Regions from separate parts of the Homo sapiens genome. Here region 2 is linked to region 1. A link is a loop called in an ENCODE intact Hi-C map of the cell type or tissue named here. Cell type or tissue: gastrocnemius medialis. All regions are shown on one strand. Each heading gives the region's core, and the rest is flanking DNA. Links, peaks and the distances in the headings are about the cores only. Region 1 overlaps TOM1 (target of myb1 membrane trafficking protein). Region 2 holds the start of MB (myoglobin).

Region 1 (8,327 bases), core at 174-8,173:
CAAACAAACAAACAAGCAAAAAAGAATTATCTTTTGAGTTGGTAACCATTCACAGGATACAAAATGTAAAAGTTCTCAAGTGGTATACAATGGAGCTAGGTAAATCTATCTCTGTCCCCTGCCCCAGCCCCCTCTTCCTAGAGGCATCCCCTGTAACCAGGTTCCTCTAGAATCTCACAGAGAGCTTCTTTACCTAGGAAGCAAACGCTCCATTACTAACAGGTCACCTGGCCCTCCTGTACCCTTCTGAGGCACCCACAGAAGGGACCGATGCCGAGCCACCCAGCAGAACTACCCCAAAGAGAGGTGATGATTCATGCAAGGTACCAGCACAGTAAGGTATCAGCACGGCAAGGTATCAGCACGGTACGGGCCCAAAATAAACACTCAGCAAGTGGTGGTGGTTCTTTTTAAAAAAAGTTGAGGCGAAAGTCACATAAAATAAAACTAACCATTTTACCATGTATAATTCAGTGGCATTTGGTACACCTGTAATACTGAATACAACCACCACCACCTCTATTCAGTTCCACGAAATTTTCACTTTGTGGCAGTTCCTAGGGTAAGATTTCCAGGCCGGGAGTCGGCTGCAGAGTTCTGGAAGCCTGTCAGGGCCATGGCCGGGACCACTGGCTGCAGGTCTGCATGGTAGCAAGCACCGGGCTTGGCAGCCTTTTGTGAACTGTAGTGTGGGAGGCACTAATTGGTATTACATGAATGATGAACGCAGGAACTCGCAATGCCAGCACCTTTGTAAACGGTCTTTAGGAAAGGGAGGTGCCGCATGGCCTGTTTTCTGTTCTCTGCGCCTTCCTAGATGCTATCTTCACGCGTCAACCACGTGCACACAGGAAATTTTGTGCCCTGTTTCTTGCAGGTAACGTTCCATTACACACATCACTCTGGCTGGTATGTATTGTGACTACATGGAGGACTGTGTGATAAGACAGGCTTTGCTCCGCCTTTTAAGGGTGAGACCCTGTTCTGACACAGGGCACTACCCAAGGTTCCCTCCCCTGCAAGTGTCACATGCAAAGTACTCATCCGCCTGCTGCAGCCACCCTGCCGGCCTTGGCACACCTGCTGGCTGATGGGCCAGGCACTTGAGCACAGTGCTGCCGGCTGTCTATTATCTGTCAGGAGTGTGTGCCAGAGTAGGCATGTAGAACTTGTTATTCCACGTGATGTCACGCTGTCCTGCAAGGGAGGCTCTCTCCTCACGGCTGTGCCCCGGCTCGGGGAGGGTGGGTGACTCTTCGCTTGCTACACGGCTATTTGTAAGCCAAGCCGGTTCCAGGCACTGGGATACCATGGTGGACTCGGTGGGCATGGTCCCTGCTTTAAGGTGCCCAAAAGAAGCCACAGTGCCTGCTAAACCCAGTCTGCCGGAGGACAGAGGAGGGCAGTTTCTGCGGGACTGGACAGGGCCCTCTTCTAGCCAGGCTGGCTCAACCAACACTAAAACTGTGGCTCTGAGACCTTGGTTTTGCAATTGGCCCAACTTCAGTTCTACCCTCAGGTCCTGAGCCAGACGGATGCCAGGGTGGCCCAGGACACATGCCAGGCGGCTGAGGCAGAGGGCGGTTGCTTTACCCCTAGATCAGGCCTGGAGGAGGGGATGAGGAAAGCTCCTCTGACAGGGCTGAGAGACAGAGTTGTCCATCCTGTGAAGGTTTACTGAGTGTGGCTTCTTTGTACCACACCCCTGCCCTTGGGGGTTCCACACTTATAGAGCCACCTGGGAAGAACAGAGCGGGCCAAACAAGTGTCCCTCTGAGCAGAGGGCCGTGCCCTGCTTTGGAGGGTTTTGGGGCGGGGGTTAGTCATGTCAGTCAGTGTTAACCTACAGAACCTGCTCCTCTGCCACAGGCCACATCTCAGCAAGCCCCAGTCACACAGGCCAGAGGATTAGTGTCATCTCCCTCCCTAGCCACACCTAAAGGCCACGAAGTCCTGCCAAGTCAGCTCCCAAATCTCTGTCCATCACACCATCCCCTCTGCCACTGCCCCTGCCCCAGCCCGGCCACCATCCTCCCGCTAGACTACCGCCTCAGCTTCTTCCCTCCTCCTGCCTCCCTCCTCCCACCCATTCTCCACACTGTCCAGAAGGAACTTTCTGAAACCTGAAAATGACAGTGTCCTTCCTGCCCAAATCCTTCCGTGTCTCCCTAGTCTTCGACCTGGCCTGCATGCCCTTCCACAATAATAATATTTTAACTTCCCAAGTTATATGCCATAGAATATCAAGCAGCATTAGCTGTTCACATGAAGAATGAGATTTAATTTTAACACACTGTAAGGTGTGCATTATTGCCCTCATCTCATGAGGAAACTGAAGCACAGAGAGATCACCAACTTGCAAAGGGCACACAGAGGTAAGGGCGGGGCAGCCGCTGACGCTGTGGCGCAGGTGCCTGAGGCTTCTGTGCCATCCGCATCTCTCAGCAGGGGCGGGGAACACTGTTTTCCCAGAAGTGTCCTTCCTGACCACACAGGGAGTTGGCCCTCTCCTCCCTGAGCTCCACCGGCAGGCCTCTCAGTGGTCCCCACCATCAGATCCTCTTCTGTCCCCAGTACCCCCTGAAAACGATGGGCACCTCTCATCTCCTGGAGGAGGGAACATCAGTGTTTCAGGAGAGGCTGTGGTTGTTTTGGAAAGGCAAGTAAGTGGCTTTTAAAGGGAAGCGGGGACATTGATAAATAAGAGAAATCCCATACCCGGCAATCAGGTGGGAGCAGAAGGACCCCCCGCCCCCACCCCGTGCATGAGTCTGATGTGACCCAAGCAGTGCAGGCAAGCTCCTGAGCCATGAGTGGCAGCAGGCAGTAGTGGGCAGAGCCAATCAGAAGACGGAGGTTTTCTGCGGGGTGGGAGGGGATATGTGGCCTAAACGAGAAAGGGGAGAGGAAGAGGAGGAGGAGACAAAATCGGGACAAGGCAGATCTGAGCAATTCCAGTACAAGACAGCTGTTGGGAGGCTGTGGGACATCTGCCCAGACCATCACTTGCCAACCCCTTCTAGGTTCCTCCAGGTTCCTCCAGGTCCAGGTGTGGACAACAGGATTGCGGTGAATCATGTGGATTTCCTTCAGATGCCCACAGGGTAGGCATATTCCATCAGGGCAGAATTTTAAACCCACAGGAACCTGGCAATATTTGCTTTGTTTTTGTTCTTCACCACAGAAGTAATTCAGCTTGCTATTTTAAGAAGGGGGAATAAAAACACGGACAGTGGTTGCCAGTTACCAAGAGAATGACAACTGATTCCCCGACCTCGGAGCTGTAACCTTCAAGGGCCTCCGGGTAGCAGCTGTGCTCTTGTCTTCCAGCTCCTGACAGAACCGGGCCCTGCAATCCTCCACCTGTCATCAGGCGGCTTTGCAGTTGTTTATGGCTGGCAAGCCTGTGGCTTCGGATCACTGGGCACCTGTGCGTCCTTACAGCAGTCTGTCCTCTCCCTATTGGGTCTGGTGCAGATACCACCTCCCTGGAGGGCTCCAGATAATCTGCCTGGCATGATGGCAAGACCCACCTGCCCCTCATGGAGATGAGGGTGGAGTGGGACGAGTCTGGCCTGACCTAACTCATAGAATGTGGGCAAAGATCCAGCCCCTCTGAGTCTCTGTTTTTGCACCCGTAAAATCAGGATAAGACTGCCTGCCTCACAGGATGTTGTGACCTTGCAGCCAGACAATGTCAGTATGACATCAGGAAAGGCTAGCAATGAGTAACCGAGCTACAATGACTATGACTTGGGCCAAGAGAAAGAATGAGTAGTCACCAAAGACACGCCACACCACGGGCAGGATCAGAGATGGGGGCCATGGTATGGTATCACCCCTTTCTTTCTTTTTTTTTTTTGAGACAGTCTCGTTCTGTCACCCAGGTTGGAGTACAGTGGCACGATCTTGGCTCACTGCAACCTCTGCCTCCCGGGTTTAAGCGATTCTCCTGCCTCAGCCTCCCGAGTAGCTGGGATTACAGGTACCTGCCAACACACCTGGCTAAGTTTTGTATTTTTAGTAGAGATGGGGCTTCACCATGTTGGTCAGGCTGGTCTCGAACTCCTGACCTCAAGTGATCCACCCGCCTTGGCCTCCCAAAGTGCTGGGATTACAGGTGTGAGCCACTGCCCACTGTGTCCGGCCAGTATCACCCCTTTCCACACCAGCCTTCTGGGAAGCAGCCTGGAGCCCGCTCGCTCCCATCCTGCACATTCCAACAGTCTCATGATCACTGAGACAGCTCTGGCTCAAGCTGCCACCTCCCCAGGCCTGCACTGTCACCTCCACGCTCTACTCAAACATAACTCCAAGCACAACTTCCTCTGTTTAAACATTGTCCATCACCCTCACTGCCTGAGGATCAAAAGCCTGAACTCTCCAGGGGCTGGCGTCAGCCACAGTCAGCTGTACCCCCTTCCTCTATGTGGCTTGCCCTCTCACGCCTCTGAGCTTCTGTCTGCAATGCCATTCCTCATTCAGTCAGGCTCATCCAGTTCACATGCTCATCTGGCACTCAGCATGCACCAGGCATGGGACTAATAAGCACGTCACACCCTCAGTCACCCGTCACCACAACCTTTAAGACAGAGGATGAATAAACTCAGGGGCATGGAGAAGGCAGCAATTTGCCTGCAGTCACACAGTTTGTGAGATGCACAGCAGATTCAAAGCCAGAGAAGTCTGGTTCTCAAGTCCATATTCATAACCACGATGCTATGTGCTTCTCAAACATTCTCAACACCTGTCCAGGCTACAGGGAGACGTCAGTGAGCAAATCCAGCAAGGTCCTGCCCCAGTGGTGGTTTACAGTCCAGTGGGAGGCCACAACTGACAATTCCAAAAGGTCGTTTCCATGGCAGGAAAGACCAGGTGCTGAGACAGTGCCAGGTGTGCTGATGAAGAGGAGGAATGAGTCAGCTGAACTCCTGAACTCCCCTTGTCTTTTTTTTTTTTTTTTGAGACGGAGTCTTGTTCTGTCGCCCAGGCTGGAGTACAGTGGTGCGATCTCGGCTCACTGCAACTTCCGTCTCCTGGGTTTAAGCAATTCTCTGCCTCAGCCCCCAAAGTAGCTGGGATTACAGGCGCCCGCCTAATTTTTTTTTGTATTTTTAGTAGAGATGAGGTTTCACCACCTTGGCCAGGCTGGTCTTGAACTCCTGACCTTGTGATCCACCCGCCTCGGCCTCCCAAAGTGCTGGGATTACAGGCGTGAGCCACCGTGCCCAGCCGAACTCCCCTCATCTTCTAAGCCCCACCCAGGGTTGGCTCCTCAGTGGTGCCTCCTTCTGGGTAGACCGTGTCACTCCTCATCCTGCACCATGACAATAACAACATCATGGAGAACAATGACAGCCATCATTCAGTGAAGAAGTGTCAGCCTGTGCAGGATGCTCGGAGGACCTCCATTTGTGTCACCTCCCCACATCCCCAACTGTCGTGGGGGCAGCCAATGTGCAGAGGTTTGTGACTTGCTAGATGCAAAGCCAGGCCTGCGTGCTCCAAACTTGTGTGCTCTCCACTCTGCTCTGTCCCTGTGAAGACTGCCTCTGCCTGCCTGGGGCAGACCTTCTGGGGCCCACCTTCTGGTGCAACAGAGCAGAGGGGGGCATTACATACTTTTGGAATGACCGACTGAGGCTCTGCACTGCCTAGGTGCTCAGTTCGATGCTGACTGCCCCTGCCTACCCTGCCTTCCCAGAACAACAATCACTGTATTTCACTGATTAGCCACCAGGCTAAGGACAGAACAAGAAAGAGTCTGGCTGTTTTGAGACATCGTGGAGCTGTCAAACCCACCCTGAAACTGCCAACCTTCAGGCTTCTTGCTAGGTAAACAAAGTGCGTTGTTGTGGTGGTTTCAGACTCTGCTGGTTGCGTTTCCTGTTACCTGCAGCTCAAAGTATTCGTGATTAATATTCCTCTTTAAGGAGTGAGGTCCAGCTGCCCTGGCCTTCCCACGGGACTGCTCCGCGGTGGACAACTACGGCATGGACCTGAAGGCACCGGGCTCCACTGAAGCCCTCGGGAGCCGGCACTGAGACCTGGCCCAGTCCTTCCTCCCACTCCCACTCACCAGCTCAGCTGATCGCCCGCAGCCACCCCATCACCCTCCTCAGGCTTCTGTGCTTCTGAACACACTGCCCTTCTTCCAGGAAGAAATGTGCTCCTCCCCACCTCAACTCGTGCTCCTAAGCCCAGATCAAAGGTCAGGTCTCCTGGTGGAGTCTGCCCTGACACCCCCCACCCCGCCAGGGCCTATTCCTTCCAGCTAGCAGCCAGTAGCATTTTCCACAGACCACAACTCTAAGCACTGCTTAGTGGAGTGATTAAAATAACTCTGTTGGGCGATCTCTTTGTTTCTACATCTCTCTCTCCCAGGAGTCTGTGAGCTCTTTAAGGGTGGCGGTTATAGCTCACAAATGGACTAACTGTCTACCCCAGATGGGACCTGGGCCATGATAAACCTGCAGTACCTGTTTGCTGAATGACTGAATGAAAGATGAGGCTGTATTCACCAGCACAATAAACCTTTATAACAGTGTAAATGAAACACCTCCACACTTGGGCACTCATTGATCCCTTACTAGCTATTGTGTGGAAATCCTAATCCTTCTTCCAACTTGCAATCCTCTGAATACATTTTTTTTTTGAGACAGAGTCTCACTGTTGCCCAGGCTGGAGTGCAGTGGCACGATCTCGGCTCACTGCAACCTCCAACTACTGGGTTGAAGTTCACCTGCCTCACTCGGCCTCCCGAGTAGCTGGGACTACAGGCGTGTGCCACCATGCCCAGCTAATTTTTGTATTTTTAGTAGAGACAGGGTTTCACCACATTGGCCAGGATGGTCTCGATCTCTTGACCTCGTGATCCACCCGTCTTGGCCTCCCAAAGTGCTGGGATTACAGGCGTGAGCCACCGTGACCCTTTGAATACTTTTAAAAAGTACCACGTCCCTCCTTAATCTGTCCTCCAACATCCTCAGGACCTGTGACCACTCCACTCTGATAATGATCTCCAGAGCCTTCACCCTATTCTGACCGACCCCTCTGGATATAGGCCAGCCATGCTGTCCATCTGGAAATGCAGTGTGGGAACCCACACGCCACATTTACCTGTCCTTGCTAGATACTGTATTTCTATTACTGTACTCAGTGACTATGTGAAATTTTTATTAACCCTACCATGTGGAGCTGACTCCAATAGTTGTGGAAGATGCTCCCCCTGGGCTCACAGCATTTAGCTTTTCTAGACCCCCTTGCAGCCAGAAGTAGCCCTGGGACTTCTGGCCACAGAGATGGAAGCGGGTGTCTCTTGGGCGGCTCCTGGGGAAGGTTTTGCTTTCTTGGTAACAGAGACACAGACAGTTGGTACTTTCACCTGTGCTTCCTACCGTGAGAATGCAAGCACGAGGATGAAACCAATGTGGTCAAGAAGGTTAGGCAGAAATACAGAAGAAGCCACTACTGAACGAATTCATTCTAGATGGACACAGATGTTGTCACTCAAAGGGAAACCCAGCAGGTCTCTCAGTTCTCTCTCTTTTTTTTTTTTTTTTTGAGATGGAGTCTCACTCTGTTGCCCAGGCTGGAGTGCTGTGGCACGATCTTGGCTCACTGCAACTTCCGCCTCACCGGTTCAAGCGATTCTCCTGTCTCAGCCTCCAGGGTAGCTGGGATTACAGGCGCCCACCACCACATCCAGCTAATGTTTGTATTTTTAGTAAAGATGGGGTTTTACCATGTTGGCCAGGCTGGTCTTGAACTCCTGACCTCAGGCGATCTGCCTGTCTTGGCCTCCCAAAGTGCTGGGATTACAGGTGTGAGCCACTGCGCCTGGCCTCTTTCAGTTCTAAGGGGGAATCGGTGAGATGGAAAAGTTGGGAGGATGGGATGCAGACACAGACAAATCCTGCCCAGACTCCAGCACCTACCAGCTGTGTGAGCCTGGGTAACTCCTCGGCCTCTCTGTGCCTCAGTTCCTCCTCTACAGAATAAAGATGACCAAAGCACTCACCTTCCAGGGATGTGTGAGGAGGAGTGTATACATTTCAAGCACCAAAATAAATGCTATCCTCTACAAACATATCAACCACAACATGATTGAGAATTTCAAGCACCCCATAAGAGATTTTTAAATCACAAATATGCAGAAGCTATTTTTTTTTCAGCCAGAAACTTGTCTTGAAAACTATTTTCCAAAGGAATAACTCTTTCCAGACCCAGCGTGGAAAGTTCCATCCATCTCCTAATTTGCTGAGCCACCCTTCCTCAAAACCCTGGCTGCCTCTCCCCTGTATTTTTTTTAACCATAAACCACAAGA
Region 2 (8,327 bases), core at 200-8,199, 310 kb before region 1:
AGGAGTCCTGGCAGGGGAGCCGTTCCTATGCAATGGGCCTTGAAGGAAGGGGAGGATGGGTGGATGTGGGGTTAGGTGACTGTGGAGGCGGGGCTGGTCTCTGTCCAGGTGACAGGTGGATGGTGGAGCTGGAGGAGCCACTCGGAGCCTCCAAGGCTGGGGAGGGTGGAGGGGGGAGGCAGGTCGGTGTCCCAGGCCACACCTGTTGACTAAGGGATTAGGATGTTGTGTCCCTGCCAGCCCTCCTCCAATAAGCCCCTCTGGGCCTGCAGGGAGAGGAGGAGCCTTGCCATGTAAACTGTATTTTTAGTTCCCTGTGCCTCTCCCCGGCTGCTATAAGACACCTCTCCCCACCCCCAGCCCTGGCCGCTTGGCTGGAGGCTCTGCGAGGACAGCTGGGGAGAAGGGGAGCTGTGGTCAGTATGATGGATGCTGAGGGGCTGGAGAGGAGCAGCCCTGGTGGGTGGGTTCCTGGGAGTCTGGAGCAAGCTTGGGGGTTCTGCTGCCCCATCAAGGGCCTTGAGCAGGTCCTGCAACTCCCAGGCCTCAGCCCTGCTCTGAGCCCTGGCCTGGCGCTGGTCCAGGAGGGTAGACTCTGCCAGGGAGGCACAAGCTAAGCTGGGGGTGGGGTGGGAGGGCCTGCTGGCAGGAGGGAGGCACTGCCCAGACTGGCCTCCAAAGGCTGGTTCCCAGAAGGAGGAGGAAGAGAGTAGTGAAGATCGTGGGGAGTCCTGGCTTTGAGGAGCCAGAGTTCTCCTTCTTGCCACATCTTTGATCTCCCTTGGTGGTGTCTTAAGCCCAGATTTACCAAAGGGAATTGTCAGCTGTCCAAGGGCTAGCAAATTCCTAGGTCACCTAGATTGGATTTTCTGACCATAAAAACTGTGGGCCAGGTGCACAGCTGCCTGAGGGGCTCAAACCTGTGCAGGTGGGTGCTGGAATCCCCTTTGCTATAGCGTTCTCTTTGTGTGCATGTGACCAGAGGTGAGAGTGGCTGGAGACCGAAGATGGCAGAGCCCGTCTTTCTCCACCAGACTGAGGCCCCCGACTTGCCTTGCCTGGGGAGGGTGCTCAGTGGAAGTCCTGGGATGTTCAGTCTGGACAAGAAAAGTCTTGGGTGAGCCTGCTCCTTCTCTTGTGAGGCAGACTCAGCTGGGCCTCTATATCCCCAAGGAGCAGGCGGAGCTGCCGCAAGGAAGTGCACGTGACATGGAGGCATCTTTTGGTTCGACATAAAAAAGGATTTTTAAAGCTTTAGGTAGTGAGCTCACCACTCCCAGGAGTATTCAAGCAGATGCCAGATGATGATCTGTAGGGAAAACTATGTTTAGTGGGAAATTGGACAAAATACCGTTGAAGGCCTCTTTTAGTCACAAGATACTATGGCCCTATAATTCTAGATTTCTCTGCTTCTAGCTCTCTATAAGTCTGGAATCTAGAACCCAAGTTTCTCCGGTGCTGAAAAGTTGAAGACTTTGACACTCTAGAATTTTAATTCTGGGATCTCAAGATTCCAGAATTGGGAGCCTTGAGGATGATTCTACAAGTCTCAGTTTTGGATTCAAAGGATCCTGTGATATGAAAGGGAAAAAGAGGAGGTCTGACTTGGTGGGATCCAGTTTTGCCCCACTGGGTATCAGACTAATGTGCCCTGCATTCGTGCGTGTGTGTGCGTGTGTGTAGCATGAGCGTGTAAGGCTGTAGAAAGTTTTGCACACAAAGGCAGCCTGGCTTTCCTATCATGTGTCTGCAGCTTCTCTGCCCTGGCCATAATGAAGGCTGTCACAGGGATAATAATAGCCCCCAAACAGAGCTGGTGACTCCAGGTAGCCATAGCAACTGTGAGGTAACGCTGCTCTGTTGTAGAGATGTGTGAGTACAAACAGATGTCGGTGCCTTCCCATTAGCTTAAATGGTAAAACTTAAAAGGTCCATCAACTTCAAAGCTACAGGTTTCCATGAGCATGCCAGTTAATGGGGGCGCTTGCCAAGCGGGTGATAGCTTCATATTAAACATTTCAGCATCAGTAATGGGTTGATGAGATTTTAAATGCTCAGGCCATCCCCAGACAACTCAGGAGGCCAGAGACGGGAGAAGAGCTGGGATTCGGGTAGTAATCAGCCCTGCCCTGCCCCGCACCCTCAGGGGTGTTCTGACACTCTCGGGAGGGCACAGGCCAGAGAGCATTTGAAAACCGCACATTGCGTCTCAATCTCCAGGAGTCTCAGATCTGCCTCTTGGCCTTCCCCAGCGCACCAGGCAGGGGGCCCCAGGTCAGATGTGGCACAGCTCAATGCCATCTCCTTCTTTCTGCCCTCCTCTCTCACACCCTGGACTCACCTCCAGCGAGTGACCAGCAGTAAGGGTCAAACTGCTGAGAGTCTGAGACCGGGGCAGACCCTCTCAGAGTTGTCTTTCCTTCTGAGGCTGGGCCTGGCACAGACTGGGGCCTCAGTAATGGGCTTTCAAATGAATGAATGAACAAAGGAACAAACAGATGACTGACTGACTGAATGAATGAATGAGATCCCCTTTGGCATCCCCATGGCTTCTTTTTTTCTTTTTGAGATGGAGGCTCGCTCTGTTGCCAGGCTGGAGTACAGCGATCTCGGCTCACTGCAACCTCTGCCTCCCGGGTTCAAGTGATTCTCCTGCCTCAGCCTCCCAAGTAGCTGGGACTACAGGTTCGTGCCACCATGCCCAGCTAATTTTTGTATTTTTAGTAGAGACAGGGCTTGAACATGTTAGCCAGGATAGTCTCGATCTCTTGACCTTGTGATCCACCCACCTCAGCCTCCCAAATTGCTGGGATTACAGGCGTGAGCCACCACGCCCGGCCCCCCATGGCATTTTAGCTACTTATTTTGTTACTGCTTCTTCCACTGCTAAAGAGATGGGCCTTTGGAGGTCGGCTGGCCTAGCATTTGGGGTTGACTTCTGGAATGGTCACTAGGGAAGGGGCGCCAGAGGTGCAGCCGGTGCCTCTGACCCTTTTGGTCGCTAGGAGTCAGCCGACTCAGTACACAGGACTCACTGAATGGAGACACAAGGCTCCTCCAGGGAGTGGCGGCTCATGGCAATCCTAGAATGGTCACCAGCCAGGCTTTAGAGACCCACACAGAGGGCGTTCTGACCCAAAGTTGCACTGGGGAACTCCAAGTTTGGGGATTCTTTGAATTTAACTCTTTTTCTAGCTACATTTCCTATTATTTGTCCAATTCTTACCAAACATCTCTGTTCACATTCTGAAGCTGGGATCTGACTGGCAGAGCTAGTAGATGCTGACTATTCAGATGGAGCCCTGACATTGGCTTTCTCAGCTTGGCTGTGACTGGCAGCAGGTTTGCGGGAGAACTGTGTGTCCCAGAACATGACTGGCTACACCTGCACCTCAGCAAGATTGGGGCAGGGCAGTTATCTTCAAAAAGCTGTGTAGGTGGGGCAGTCATTACTGACAAATCCAGTGCAGACCCAGGATGGCCCAAACACTGGCTTATCCTTTCTGAATCTCATCTCCCACAGCTGTAAAGCGGGGTGGTGCTCGCTACCTCACAGAGGTGTTGTAAAGATTAGATGTAATCTTGCCAAGCAGCCACTTTGTAAACTGTATAGTCTTATGCAGATGGAAGGAAGGGCCTGTGCCTACCTTGATCATAGCACTAAACAAACTGTACTGTATTTTCATTCCTCTTAGTTATCTCCCTAAAAAGACTCTGAGTTCCTTGAACACAGGAAGGTGTTTTATTTGATTTTGTTATCCTCAGCATGTAGCAGTGTCTGACACACAGTAGGTGCTCTATCACTGTGAGAGGGATGGATGGATGGGTGGAGTTACAGATGGATAGAAGGATAGATGGAGGGATGGGTGGATGATGGATGGATAGATGGATGGAGGGGGGATGATGAATGGAGGGATAATGAGTGGATGAATGAGGGAATGGGTGGATGGATGGATGGAGGGATGGAGGAACAGATAGATAGATGGAGGGATGGGTGGGTGATGGATGGATAGATGGATGGAGGGAGGGATGATGAATGGAGGGATAATGAATGGATGAATGAGGGGATGGGTGGATGGATGAATGGAGGGATGATGGGTGGATGAATGAATTGAGGGATGGATGGATGAACACATGGATGGATGGATAGATGGATAGATGGAGGAACTGGTGGATTTTGGATGGATGGGTGGATGGATAGATGAATGAATGCCTGGATAGACAAAGAGATGATGGATAGATGAATAGATGAATTAAGGGATGTCGGATAGATGGAGGGATTGATAGATGTTGGATGGATGGGTGGTGGATGGATAGATGAGTGAATGCATGGATAGACAAAGAGATGATGGATGGATGAATTAAGGGATGACAGATGGATGGATGGATGAGTAACTGGATGGACAAGTGGATAAATGGATAGATGGTTGAATACCTGAATGGATTGAAGGAGGATGCATGGATGTAAGATAAGGCTAATCATCCTCCACTCTCTTTCTTTGCAAAACCATCCACCCATTTACTCAATAAACATTTATTCAGTTCAAACTTGGCACAAAGCACCATGTGAGGCCCAAGAGATACGTGGGTTAATAAAACAGAGCTCCTGCCCTCCTGAAAACTGCAAAGAAAGGGGCGTGGCTTCCTGAGTTCAAATCCCAACTCTGCCAGCGACTAGTTGTACATCAGTGATGTTTCCCTACTTTCTCTCAATTAAATAGGGATAATGTCAGTACCTATCACATTGGGAGGTCTTGCGGGGATTAAATGAGTTACCAAATGCCAAGTGTTTGGGACAGGGCCTGGCACCCAGCAAAGTCTCTTGTGAGTGCTGGCTGCTATTATCCTAATGGAGAAGATGGCATGAAAACCAGGAAATAGGATGCCCTTTGGGAAGCAATGCAACAGGAACTTACACAAAGAAAGGAAAGGAGGAAGCAATTAGTGGTGTCTCAAAGGAGTATGTCAAGAAAAACTTTTCAGAGGGAAACCTTTGAGCAGGGTCATGAAAACAGGAGTTCTCTAAGAGATTGTGGACTTGCCTGGGACCACCTGGCTATAAGCACAAAACCATCCGGTTCCTTTCTGTCACTTCTGGCTGGGTGAGGGGTCTCTGGCAAAGGGGCAGAAGGTGCGTGAGAGGTTGCGAATGGCCAGGACTGTCCTGGGGCCAGCCGGGGCACCTGGTGGCCAAGCTTAGAAACATGACAGGTCCTCTTGGGAGGGCTGACCGCAGGGAGCGTTGGGTTTCAGGCTGCTGGCGTCGGCTTCTGTGGTGCCCTTTCTGTCGGCTATGAGAGTCCAGACAGTGCCCAACCTCCTCCCCTTCTTTCCACACGCACAACCACCCCACCCCCTGTGGCCTGAGCTGTCCTGCCTCGCCACAATGGCACCTGCCCTAAAATAGCTTCCCATGTGAGGGCTAGAGAAAGGAAAAGATTAGACCCTCCCTGGATGAGAGAGAGAAAGTGAAGGAGGGCAGGGGAGGGGGACAGCGAGCCATTGAGCGATCTTTGTCAAGCATCCCAGAAGGTATAAAAACGCCCTTGGGACCAGGCAGCCTCAAACCCCAGCTGTTGGGGCCAGGACACCCAGTGAGCCCATACTTGCTCTTTTTGTCTTCTTCAGACTGCGCCATGGGGCTCAGCGACGGGGAATGGCAGTTGGTGCTGAACGTCTGGGGGAAGGTGGAGGCTGACATCCCAGGCCATGGGCAGGAAGTCCTCATCAGGTAAAAGGAAGAGATTCCATTGCCCCTGCCACCCACACCCTAAGATCAAGGGTGTTCAGCTGCAAGGTGGAAAGTTTGCACGTGGGGTAGGTCAGTTGGCTGCATTAGTTAAGGGTGTTAGAACGGTCACTTGCTTTTTCTTTGCTTTTAAGTGTCAGGGATTGGACTCAGGAGAGGGAAAGGAGCCATTTCAGGCTGATGTCAGCAGCTGGAGGAAGCATGAGAATCAAACCTAGGATGCTCAGAGTCCACCAGGAAGAATTTTAGAATTATAGACAGTCAGAGTTAACAAGGGTCCTGAGAGATTTTGTACAGCCACCTCTCTTACAGGATGAGGACAAAAAGGGACTGAGAAGGGGAGGACATTTCCAGAGTCACAGCTCATTAAATGCTCTTAAAGTGTCAAGGTTAAGACATGCTCTTCAAGGGGAGACAGATCTGGTTCTAGACTTGGCTCTGCCACTGAGCCACTGGGTGACCTTTGGGAAAGTACTCAACCTCTCGGAGCCTCAATTTCCTCTCCTGTACAGTGAGGGGATATCCTAATATCTATATCCTAGAGGAGATGTGAGAATTAAATAAAATAATGCATGCAAGAGGCCTGGCATGGTTCCTGGCATATACTGAGTCCTAGAAATGTTAGTAGCTATTACTGATGAAGCCCAGGCTAGGGACCTTTCAAAGCATTGCAATTAGAGAACAGAAGATAGAGGCTCATTAGTGACCTTCGATGTTGAGTATGTCTCTAGTTTGAGAGGTCTGAATGATGTGGTCTGCAAGTATATCCTGCCTTCTACCACAAGGGATTCCAGAATACACCAAAGAAAACAAAATTCTGAGGTTTGTAAATAGAGGGTGGCTGTGGTTTGTACATAGAAGCTCATCTCCTCGTTGCCTTCTATCCCAAAGGTGATACACTCTTCTCTTGGCCCCTTCCCTCACCATTCTGAGCTGGTTCCCTCAGAAGTCTAATAGGTTAAGAATCAACGTTTCTGCCAACGGGAGGAAGGAAGTGGGCGCCGGGGTTGCCACAAGTGAATGGATTGTCTTTGGCACTTTAATTTGCAGATTAATTTCTCCTTATTTGTGAGCCAGAGCCAATTTTCCTCTTCCACTCCGTCGTCCTTTGGGTCTCCCTTGGGCTTTACCCATTTCCAGCTTCCGTCTACCTCGGGAGCATGGCTGGTCCTGGAAGCTCCGTTATCTAAAATTTGAGCCGTTGGTGATCCGTGCTAGAAACACTTGAGGAAGAAGAGTTGAGTTTTCTGTTGACTGTAATGGCATCGTAGTGTGTTTATGTCTTTCTTCTCCTGTCCCTGTCATCTGGCTGCAACAGGCCCTGTTGGATTGCACAAAGTGCTCCCCCGACCAACACACACACACAAATTGACATCAACTCCTGGGCCACAGATATGCCATGTGACCTTGGACAAGTCTCTCCACCTCTGGGCCTTATTTCTCTGCTGGTTGAGCGAAGGGATTGTCTTCCATGGTCTCCGAGATCCCGTCCCACGCTCATGCCCTAGAATTCTCTGAGTCCTTGATGCACTTTTGCCTTTGGCGAGGAGGCAGGACAGTCAGGCGTGGAGGTAGGAGACCAGAGTTTGCAGAGCAGAGGTCTTTCCAAGGTGATTTGGGAGCTGCCAGACCTAAGGCAGTGACTTGTACGTCTTGAAAGAGACTCAGGGTGTTGCATCATCAGGGAGGATCACGGAGGTTTGCCGGGGGCCGGGAGCCAGGGATAAGACATAATGCCTAGGGTTGCTGGTCCCTGAAAGGTCCCAGAGGCCTGGTGCCCTGTCACGTCTTAGGTTGTGGGACATGCAGAGACTGTGCCAGCTGGTTCTGCCCTCTCAGTATTTGGGGTACAGGGAGGATGGCCTCCCTGGGGGCAGGGTGGAGGAGGCTCATGCCCAGGACTGCAAATGCCACCCGTGAGAGTTGGCATCTTGACTTTGTTCTAGATACTGACTCTGGATTTTCTAACTGACCTTGAAAGGTTATGTCTCCAATCTTCTGATTGTAAAAGAGGGCAAATTCCATGAAGCCCAGTCTGTAAAACACTGAGGCCTTCACTGCACGTACACAAACATAAAATTCTAGAACACAGAAGCTGGAAGGTCACTTGGAGATTCTGGCTCCAGGAGTGGGGCTTCGGAAGGGAGGGGGCTGCTGAGTGGGCTCCACACCCCTGTTTTTCCTTTCTTTACTCAAACCTTTTTTGTTTTATTTACTTTGGCTGTTTTGGGGAGCGGGGGGAACAAAGGATTTCAAGGTCATAAAATGTTTGAAAATCACCAGTGGTGGTCACTACTTCTCATTACAGGGAGGAACTGGGCCTGAGAGTCTCCACCGGTTAATGGCAGCCACAGGCAGGACCAAAAATTCCTGGGTGATGGTGATGATAATGATAATGATAATGATAATGGTAGAGATGATGAGGAGGAGAAAGACAGCAACCATTTATTCAGCACATACTGATTGCTGGGCTCTGTTTAAGTGTTTCACTCACTGAAGCCTGACAACAATCTTATGAGGTAGATATGATTATGATCACCACATTTAACAGAGAGGTTAAGTAACTTACGCCAAGTCA

What was found. Hi-C counts contacts between places; a loop is a spot of excess contacts. Peaks named below come from ENCODE experiments on the same cell type or tissue, not always from the same donor. Only the 100,000 strongest peaks of a DNase experiment are listed, where the experiment ranks them.
Region 2: it touches region 1 in a loop (5-fold over the local background); 2 of 110 quality-filtered maps call a loop at or near these places.

What each region holds. Positions count from the first base shown.
Region 1 is chr22:35,308,880-35,317,206 of GRCh38, reverse strand. All of the region lies in intron 1 of TOM1 (target of myb1 membrane trafficking protein), which reads right to left. Among named protein-coding and RNA genes, the nearest start is that of TOM1, 13 kb to the right of the region's middle. RefSeq lists enhancers at 3,257-3,356, 5,806-6,085 and a silencer at 7,902-7,971. In gastrocnemius medialis, for the core only: no CTCF peak of the experiment used is centred there; DNase peaks (open chromatin) are centred at 1,106, 2,846, 3,356, 4,526 and 7 weaker places; H3K4me3 peaks cover 1,925 bases; H3K27ac peaks cover 7,203 bases.
Region 2 is chr22:35,614,567-35,622,893 of GRCh38, reverse strand. MB (myoglobin) reads left to right here and starts at 5,565. Exons shown (of 3, transcript NM_005368.3): 1 at 5,565-5,731. The coding sequence starts at 5,637. RefSeq lists an enhancer at 311-826. In gastrocnemius medialis, for the core only: a CTCF peak has its summit at 5,155 (motif pointing left); DNase peaks (open chromatin) are centred at 1,793, 3,333, 5,273, 7,433 and 3 weaker places; H3K4me3 peaks cover 4,501 bases; H3K27ac peaks cover 8,000 bases.